Regions from separate parts of the Homo sapiens genome. Here region 2 is linked to region 1. A link is an interaction called in ENCODE POLR2A ChIA-PET data of the cell type or tissue named here. Cell type or tissue: A673. All regions are shown on one strand.

Region 1 (5,000 bases):
CTCTATGACAATTCCTGGCTATCTCCCCCTCCCCAATTTTCATCTCTATTTTCTCATTCTTTCACCTCTTACATCACTTCTTGATCAATTTTCACTCTGCTCTCAGCAGTTTCTCTTGTAGCAGGGCCCAGTCCCAGAACAGAGCCCTAGTGAGTCAGTTTCAAGTCATCAGAAGGGCCTGACTGCTCTGGCCCCTTAGACCTTGCTGGGCAAAAATCCTCTCATTTTCAGCTGCTTATCTCAAATTGGCCAGACAAGCTTCCCAGTAAATAGTTGATGGCTATTTTAGGGTCTCCTGTTCCCAGACCCATCCGATGCCCTGTTGCACACAAATGCAAATAATATGCCAGCTGTGAAGCTGTTGGTAGTGTGTCCCCATCAGCTGGTATGTTGGGGCTCATGAGGATACTCTGCCACCTAGTCTAGCTCTAAATGTTGTTCCTGAGCTTTTGGGTCTGCTCTCTAGTCGCTGTGTCTTTTTTTACGTGGATATAGGAGAAGACCCAGAACTACGCTGCCACTGGTGCTGCCACCTTCTCAGATTTCTTAGCTGCAAATTCTTGCCTTTCCCTCTATGGGAGCTGGAAACCCTCTACTCTGTAGGGTTTGATTTATTTATTTATCAAACCCTTACATAGTACTTGCTATGTGTAATGATAATGTGTTCAAAGCACATTAAAATTACTCTCTAAATCAGCCTAATAATCCTATGAAGCAGGTCCTATTATTATCCCCAGTTACAGATGAAGAAACTGAAACAGAGAGAAAGTGAAGGGACTTGCCAAGGTCACACTGCTGGTCAACAGGAGACCAAGCATGTGAACCCAGGAGCAGGATCCAGAGTCAGTGCTGCACAACTCTGCCTCTCACGAGCACGTAAAGTGTATCTGGCCTTGTAGATTCAGCACTCAACCATGACCACCACCCCACCCACTTCTCCCAAGACCCCTGTCAGATGGTATGTTTTATCCCTCCTTCAAAGACCAAGTCCAAATGTTAATTCTTCTAAGAAACCTAATGAATTCACCCAAGTAGTTAACTACAATACTTCCGCCTTCCTCCTCTCCTTTCTCCTTCTCCCCCAGTACAGACCTTCATTATACTGCCTTTCACAGGGTGATATAATTATTTGTTGTGTTAAAGAAAAAATTATTCAATGATACTTGTTAAGGCAGAGTAAGGACTTTGTTCAGGTCCGTCACGATAGGCAGAGGGACCACTGCAACTGGGTCTTGCAGTGGGAGGGAAGGAGTGGCTAGACTCCAAGTACAGCCTAAACAGGTGAAGCTTTACAGCCAAGAAGGAGGGTGGGGGTCAGTGGGTGGAAAATCACTAAGAGGAAACATGAGGAGTAGGAAAGATTCTGGCTAAACCGATCTAACAGGATTCTTGCTGAAGACGGGCCAGGGTGATCAGATAGCAACTGGGGGATGGTAGTGGCTGAGGAACCCAATCAGACACTGAGGATGATCAGGTATTAGAGAATGGGGGATTCTGGCTAAAATGACTTCACAGATTCTTTTGCTAAAACTGGATTTTACATGGAAGTGTACAGATGGGCCTAGCAGAAGATTTCGAAGTGTGGCTAAAGTTTGGCCAAGCAAGGAATCTTTGTCCATTGACATCCTTGTCTTTCCCATAGCTCAGAGAATGCTTCTGTTCATCTTATATCCCCAGAGCTTACCCAGCAGGCTCTCAATAAACATTCATGGAATTGAGTAGGCAACAGTTTTTTGTTTGTTTTTGTGTGTGTGTATGTGTGTTTAATTTACTAGCTCAAAATGTACTTGAAAGCAGTATAATTGCATCTTTTAAAAAGATCTGTAATTCAGGTTTTACTAAGCCTGGCTAATGAGTTTTTCTGGGTATTCTTCAGAAAAAATATAGCTTTAGATTCTTCCTGGTATTTTAACTGCTTATTTCCAGGATGCAGGGATCACTGCTTCTGTTGCTAATTTGCCAGGGAGATTCAGAGGAGAACCAGCTACCACAACCATCAGTCAGCCAGAACAGAGAGACAGAAGACGCAAATTATGCCAGGGGGAGGCAGAAGGAGGAAGAGCTAGCAGAAAAAAAGATACAGCGTGTCCACACCAGACCTGGAGAACCATCACCAGAAGGCATTCACAAATAAAAAGTAAAAATTCAAACCCAAAATACAGAGGAAGGTGGAAAAAACAAATGTCAATTAAGAAATAATCCAGCCAGGCGTGGTGACTCACGCCTGTAATCCCAGCACTTTGGGAGGCCGAGGCAGGCAGATCACGAGGTCAGGTGATCGAGACCATCCTGGCTAACATGGTGAAACCCTGTCTCTACTAAAAATACAAAAAATTAGCCGGGCATGGTGGCGGGCGCCTGTAGTTCCAGCTACTCAGGAGGCTGAGGCAGGAGAATGGCGTGAACCCGGGAGGCGGAGCTTGCAGTGAGCTGAGATCGCACCCCTGCACCCCAGCCTGGGCAACAGAGAGGGACTCCATCTCAAAAAAAAAAAAAAAGAAAAGAAATAATCCGTGACTTTTCTAAACCCTGTAATTTAATGCAGGAATTTGCTATGAGAACATACAATCATATTACAGATTTCTTTATTGGTGGGCAGGTCTATGGCAGACATTGCCATACAAATATAAAGGTGGGTACTTTTAGAAAAATTTATATCCCCTCTCATTTTCAATAGAAGGCTCTAGTGTATCCTAAGAAAAGTCATAAATTATCCCAAGATGTCTCAGTCATTTTCTGGGCTTTAGCTCAATCTCTCTGCAATTTTCTCTAACAGTTGACTAAAAATATCACTGCAAAAAAAGAATAGAGAGGAAAAGGATGATTTTTTAAAAACAGGTAGGAAATATCCCTTGAAAAGAGCTAGGTCCCCACCCCCAGCCCACCTTCGTGTAAAATACTAATGCATTTGACACCTAAACCCGGGAAGGGAAAAGGCAGGTAGGTGATTGAGCTTTTGCTCTGGGCCAGAGCCAGAACAGGGGTGCATGCTTCCCCCTCCTCTCCTTCCCATCCACCCTGCTTCCCCAACAGATACATCTGGACCCCCTCTGTGATGCAGATGTCACTAAATTACCAAGACAGCTCCCCACAGTCTGACAGGCTCAGAGAGGGTGAAACTTGGCTTCCTTCTTGACCAGACAGGATATGAATTCCTTCTTCCCCACACTCATGTGTTATTTCAATGGTCTGCCCTTGAGGGGCGGCCTGCAGAGGCCACACTTAAACTCTCTTGTGGGCTTCTCTGTCCAGCTGCACCCCATGAGGTTTCAACTTGAAGAGCTACATATTTGAAGTCTTAAAAAAGTTCAAGTCTGGGAGGCTGTGGGAGCAAATGTTCTCAACAACTAAACCAGGGAAGATGATAGCTCCCTTTCCTGCTGCGGGAACTCTGGAATCCCATCCAGATGTGTGGGTTAGGCACCCTCCTCGGAAGGAGGCCTACAAGACCAAACTTCCACTGGGCTAGGATCTTCCCAGAAAAGACTCTTTCAGAGCCAGCTTGAGGCACTTAATAAAGCCACCGTTATTGTATTTCCCTCCAACCACAAAGACAGGGTAGAAAGCAGAGGTCTCTATGATCTTTCCAGAAAATGTGTTATTTCTTGCTAAGGTCAAGGAAATTGTTTGATGCCTGGCACTCACCATTCTCCTTTAACAGAATGAGATCATATCCAGGAAGACCTAGGTGGTCGTAGTGTATCTCCCGCTTTACCACAAAGAAACAAGAATAGGAGCCGTAAGTTCCATGAAGCCGGTCTGGGCTGTCCTATTCGGCCTTAGATCCCCAGCACCTAGCACAACGTGCACAGGTGTTACATCAACTACTTTTACAGACAATATGCAACTCTCAGATAGACATCTATGAGCCACAGCCGTCTCAGCTGAAAATGAAAAGTACATCCATTTATTCATTCATTCATGGATGCACAACTATACACCAGACACTGGGGCATACAGGTACAGATCTGTTCCCACGCAAAATTGACCAAAATTCCTGCCCAAGTGGAACTTAGGTTCTACTGATGGGAGACAACTGTAAACAAATTAAATAAGACAAAATACAAATGGGGGCAAAGGGTTAAATTCCTTCCCTCTTCTTTTGAGAATTTAACCTCAGGTTGGCCGGGCACAGTGGCTTGCGCCTGTAATCCCAGCACTTTGGGAGGTCCAGGTGGGCAGATCACTTGAGCCCAGGAGTTCGAGACCAGCCTGGGCAATGTGGTGAAACCCCGTCGCTACAAACAAACAAACAAACAAAAAAACAAAAATTAGCTGGGCCTGGTGGCACGCACCTGCAGTCCCAGCTATTTGAGGTTGACATGGGAGGATTGCTTAGCCCTGGGAGGTCAAGGCTGCAGTGGGCCGTGACTGCACCACTGCACTCCAGCTTGGGTGACAAAGCAAGACCCTGCCTCAAAAAAACAAACAAAAACAACAAAAATAACCTGAGGTTAACTTTCCAGTTTTGTTTCCCTAGAAAGCCTAAAAAGATAAAATGTCAATTATGTTACTAGGCAACACTTCCTATGATAAAAATGGCCCCTGATTGATAACTTGCAGCCAGACTGGGAGGAACTGTAAATACCTGATAGGAACACTGTGTCTTTGGGCTTCCCTGAGTGTGCTGATTCTTACAACTGAGCATATCCCTTGGAAGACCCTGAAGACGTGGGGCCTGAGATGTTAAGCCAGGGCAGATGGCAAACCTACCCAATGTGAGTCTCATTCCCTAGCACCTGAGCTGTCACTTGAGGTGAAAAGGAACAAACAGAGCAGCTCCTGGGTGGCTGTAGGGACTGCTGGGAGAACTCATGTGGAAAGAAGCCCCTGACCTTTCCCTGCTGGCAATTTGTGGTTCTGTCCTATATCTATCTAAGTAGATGGGTGTCAAGGGCAGCCTATGAAATTCTTGTGAGTTGGAATCTTTCACTAAACCTAACAAATTCCCTGGCTTATAGTGTATTTGATGCCAGTTAAATGCTAAGGAGTAAAATAAA
Region 2 (5,000 bases), 210 kb before region 1:
GTAAATATTTAAATATAACTAGTATCCAGTTCAAGCAGGTACTCATAAATATGTAATCAATGAATGTATGATGGGTAGAAAGGACGGGTGGACCAATGGAAGGAGGAAAGGAAGAATGATTGGCTAGATTGAATGATGGATGGATGGAAGTGAGGAAAAGGAAAGATGGATGGATGGTTGAATGGATATATATGGAAAGAGTATGAAAGAAAGAAAGGATAGTTGAATGGGAGGAAAGGAGGATAGATATTGAGTGGAAGGATAGAAGGATAAAGGATGCAAGGATGAATGGAGGGAAAGATTGACCATTAGAATGGAGGGAAGGAAGGATGGAAAAATGAAAGAAAGGAAGGAAGGGAAAAGGGTGAATAGATAAAAGAATAGCTGGATTCTATTAGTTGGATAGTTGGATTCTATTAATAGTGAGATAAATTAATGGAAGGATGAAAGGAAATAAAGGATGAAATGATGGATGGATGTTTGGATGGACTGATGGAAGAATGAAAGGCTGAAAGGAACAATGTAAGAGGTTAGAGAAGGAAGAATGGAAGGATGGGTGAATTAATGGCTGGATGCCTGGATTCATGGCTAGACGTGAGAGTTCTTATGCCCCTTCAGCTGGTCAGCTCCCTCAGAAGGCAGTCTGGAACTCCCAGGTGGCCCCTGCAGCCGGCCTCCATTGCCAGATCTGCTACATTTATCTTGTATATTTTGACTTTAGTCAATAAACAAGTAATCTATTTGTGGTTATTAAGGAAAACTAGAATGCTAGAGGCCAGTTAGCCTAATAGATTCAAGGTGGTTTCAGAGGACATGGGCTCAGCCTGTCGAGGTCATGTCCGGGTCCTGCGATACCTAACGAGCTCAGCTCAGCTAACTCCACCCAGAGCTCTGCATTCTGCTTTCCACTTCCCATCTCTCCCAGGAGGTTCGTTCAGAGCAAGGTCTGCCTGACCGCTAACCTAGGGAGAGATTTTTCATGGAACGCATGAGAAAGGGAAATGACCTCAACCAAGGGTTGAGGCTGGGGAGGCCTGGGCAGGGGCGGCTGCCTTTCCATACCGAATGTGACCCTGGGCACATTCTGGAGCAGGAAGAAGAGATCTGGCCCAGTGCCAGCACCCAGGCACCCTGCCAGGGCCATGACACAGAAAATGTTGGGCAGCATTGGTCTGGGTGCCCAGGGAACCCTTGGGGGAGGTGAGCAGGCAGGTCAGGCTGCCCTCATTGAACCCAGAACAGGGCCTGGGTGTGGAGGAGTCTGTGCCCTTGGTCCCTGGTGCCCTCACCTCCTCCCCCATGGTGAAGGTCCAATAGCTGAGCCTCTATGGTGTCCCCAGCCCTCTCCTCTCCTGGTAGCACTTTCTGCTCTCTTTCTTTTTTATCTATTTATCTATATCTGTCTATCGATGTATTTATTTTATTTTATTTTATTTGAGACACAGTCTTGCTCTGCCACCCAGGCTGGAGTGCAATGGCACGATCTTGGCTCACTGCAACCTCTGCTTCCAGGGTTCAAGCCATTCTCATGCCTCAGCCTCCTAAGTAGCTGGAACTACAAGCACACGCCACCACACCCGGCTGATTTTTATGTTTTTAGTAGAGGCGGTGTTTCACCGTGTTGGCCAAGCTGGTCTCGAACTCCTGACCTCAGGTGATCTGCCCACCTCAGCCTCCCAAAGTGCTGGGATTGCAGGCATGAGCCACTATACCTGGCCTATTTATTTATTTTAGAGACAGAGTCTTGCTCTGTCACCCAGGCTAGAGTGCAGTGGCACCATCATAGCTGAGTGCAGTCTCAAATTACTGGTCTTAAGCAATCCTCCTATCTCAGCCTCCCAAGTAGCTGGGTCTACAGGCATGCAGCATCATGCTTGGCTAATTTTTACATTTTTCATAGAGACAGGATCGCACTATGTCGCCCAGGGTGGTCTCCAACTTCTGGGCTCAAGCAATTCTCCCACCTTGGTCTCCCAAAGCGCTGAGATTACAGGCATGAGCCAACCGTTCCCGGCCCCCTGCTCTTTTTCTCAGCTCCTCACACACCAACTTCACTAATCAAGTTTCCAGAAGATGCTTGCACACCTGTGGTATCCACACACTGCCCCGCATCTCTGCATCCCAGGTGGGCGGCCATGACCCAGAAGATCCATGCCTGGGATCCCAGCCACTCCCTTCTCCAATGTCCTTCCATGCACAGTCCCCACGCTGGGACACCTGGCAGTCACTTCCCCTGGAACTTCCACCTTCACCCTCTCAGCGAGCCTTCCAGCAGCCCTGGGTGGGGGTCAAGCGGGGGGGCCTGGAGTTTCTATTACACAGACACGGACCCAGAACCAAAGGCAAGAGAGGTCAGAAGAGGCCACACAGTTTAGTGACCGAGGGATACAGATTCTGGAAGTTTCCATCGAAGAGAGGTAAAGACTTCCCTGTTTGGCCAGGCACAATGGCTCATGCCTGTAATCCCAGCATTTTGGGAGGCCCAGGCAGGCGGATCACCTGAGGTCGGGAGTTTGACACCAGCCTGACTAAAATAGAGAAACCCCATCTCTACTAAAAATACAAAAATTAGCCGGGCATGGTGGCACATGCCTGTAATCCCAGCTACTCGGGAGGCTGAGGCAGGAGAATCGCTTGAACCCGGAAGGTGGAGGTTGCAGTGAGCCAAGATCGTGCCATTGCACTCCAGCCTGGGCAAAAAGAACAAAACTCCATCTCAAAAAAAAAAAAAAAAAAAAAAAAAAGACTTCCCTGTTTTAGCCTCTCCATCTAAGTATGTGAGTCCTGCTGCCTGTTTTCTTTAAGTAAAACAAAGCAGATATTTTCAAACTGCAACTTAGTTTTTGTTTTCTCCGTTTCTTTCTGGAAAACAATTCAGAGATTGCCTTCCATGCTTCACGACCACAGAGACTGAGCAAACCTCTGCTTCGGAAAGTCGGGGGCAAGTCCAAGTTTCCCAGGGAGGCCGGCCCTGCCATGCGGGGTTGGGTTTTCTTGCCTTCTCTTGTGCAGAGTTGGCCAATCCCTGCCGCCAGGCCTCAGACACTCAGCCCTTTGTGGGCCTTGCACCCACTGCGGTTTTTAATGTTGTTATTTTTCAGAGTTAAAAATCTGCGGTTTTTAATTGCACCTGAGGATGCCCCCCTGCTCTGTTCCTAGCTGGTGTTCGACAGGCGGAACGGAAGGATTGAAGGTAAGATTCCAGGCCTTCTGTGTTGGGGTGGTCATTCACGAAAACACACAGCAATATGTATTTACGCAAGCAGAGACGTGTCATAGAAATCTTTATGGAGAACTAGGCATAAAGTCTAATTTTAAAACATGTGTTTGTATAAATTCATCTTTTTATTATTTATTTGTTTATTGACACGGGGTCTTGCTCCAGGCTAAAGTTCAGTGGCGTGATCATAGCTCACCACAGCCTCCAACTCCTGGGTTCAAGCGATCCTCTTGCCTCAGCCCCCTGAGTAGCTGGGACTACAGGTGCACACCACCACGCTTGGCTAATTTTTAAAAAATTGTTTTGGGCCAGGCACGGTAGCTCATGCCTGTAATCCCAGCACTTTGGAAGGCCGAGGCAGGTGGATCACGAGGTCAGGAGTGGGAGACCAGCCTGACCAACATGGTGAAACCCTGTCTCTACTAAAAATACCAAAATTAGCCGGGCATGGTGGTACGTGCCTGTAATCCCAGCTACTCAGGAGGCTGAGGCAGGAGAATCACTTGAACCCAGGAGGCAGAGGTTGCAGTGAGCTGAGATTGCGTCACCGCACTCCAGCCTGGGTGACAGAGTGAGACTCAATCTCCAAAAAAAAAAAATTTTTTTTTTTACACAGAGGATCTGGCTACATTGCCCAGGCTGGTCTCAAGCTCCTGGGCTCAAGCAATCCTTGTGCCTAGGTCTCCCAAAACACTGGGATTTACAGGCGTGAGCCACTGTGCTCAGCCTGAATTAATATTTGAATTGCACAAATTTATAGCAAATGTGTGAAAGTATTATACTTTGGGATTATTACTGCTCATCTTTAAGAGCCTGGCCTTCTGATAGGCCTCCTTGCCCCTTCCAATCTGCTTTCAGCAGCAGCTGAGTGATTGGGGTGAAACTTAAGGCACACACATTTAGGAGAGCATCAGAAAACTTCCTCTGTAAAGGGCCAGAGGGTAAATATTTTAAACTTTGCGAGTCATACAGTCTCCACTGTAGTAACTCAACTACTCTGCCAGTATAGCACAAAAGCGGCCAAGCACAACAGTAAATGAATGGGTGTGGCTGTGTTCCAATAAAACTTTATTTGCACAAAGAAGTGGTGGGCCAGATTTGGCCTTTGGGCTGTAGTTCGCCACCCCCTGGTTTAGAAAAAGGACACATATAAATGACCAAAATGGTGAGCGTTCAAGAGGTAGTGGCGCGTGTATATGGACTGAGGAAAGAACTGGGTGGGATTGGTTTAGTGTGAAGACTCAGAGAGTTAGGCATCCACCCCTAAAACACCAAGGGATGGTGACAGATCCATTCAATGGCCCCAGAGCCCAACTGTAATGCGGGGGACGTAGCAAAGAGACTTATGTTCATTCACGACAAGAAAGACCCGATAAGCAATGAAGGGGTGAGTCCCATATTCTTAGAGGCATGCAAGCAGAGGCTGGGGGTTGGGGAGAATTGTTCTTTTTTTTAAAAAAAATTATTTTTATTTTAAGTTCCGGGGTACATGTGCAGGATGTGCAGGTTTGTTACATGTTACATAGGTTAACGTGGGCCATGGTGGTGGGGGAGAACTGTTCTTATACATCCAGTCCTGCTCTTAGAGTGAGAGAGGTTCTCTGTTCCTGCTCAAAACTCTCCACAGTCCCTGCTTTGCTCAAGGCAGAGGCCAAAGTCCCCGCTAAGGCTGACCACCTGCCCGTCCTGGCCCCACTGCCTGACCGCCCTCACCTCGCACTCTCCTCCCTCTCTCAACTCCAGCTCTGCTGCTTCTGAGTTGTGGCCCAAGCCCCTGACA

What was found. Peaks named below come from ENCODE experiments on the same cell type or tissue, not always from the same donor. Only the 100,000 strongest peaks of a DNase experiment are listed, where the experiment ranks them.
Region 2: POLR2A ChIA-PET joins it to region 1 with 18 read pairs; 3 of 35 experiments call an interaction of 5 or more read pairs at or near these places.

The regions. Positions count from the first base shown.
Region 1 is chr14:90,714,856-90,719,855 of GRCh38, forward strand. All of the region lies in intron 5 of TTC7B (tetratricopeptide repeat domain 7B), which reads right to left. Among named protein-coding and RNA genes, the nearest start is that of TTC7B-AS2, 20 kb to the left of the region's middle. In A673, no CTCF peak of the experiment used is centred here; no DNase peak of the experiment used is centred here.
Region 2 is chr14:90,502,663-90,507,662 of GRCh38, forward strand. It overlaps LOC124903359 (a long non-coding RNA gene), which reads left to right and starts at 3,082. Exons shown (of 2, transcript XR_007064301.1): 1 at 3,082-3,193. In A673, no CTCF peak of the experiment used is centred here; no DNase peak of the experiment used is centred here.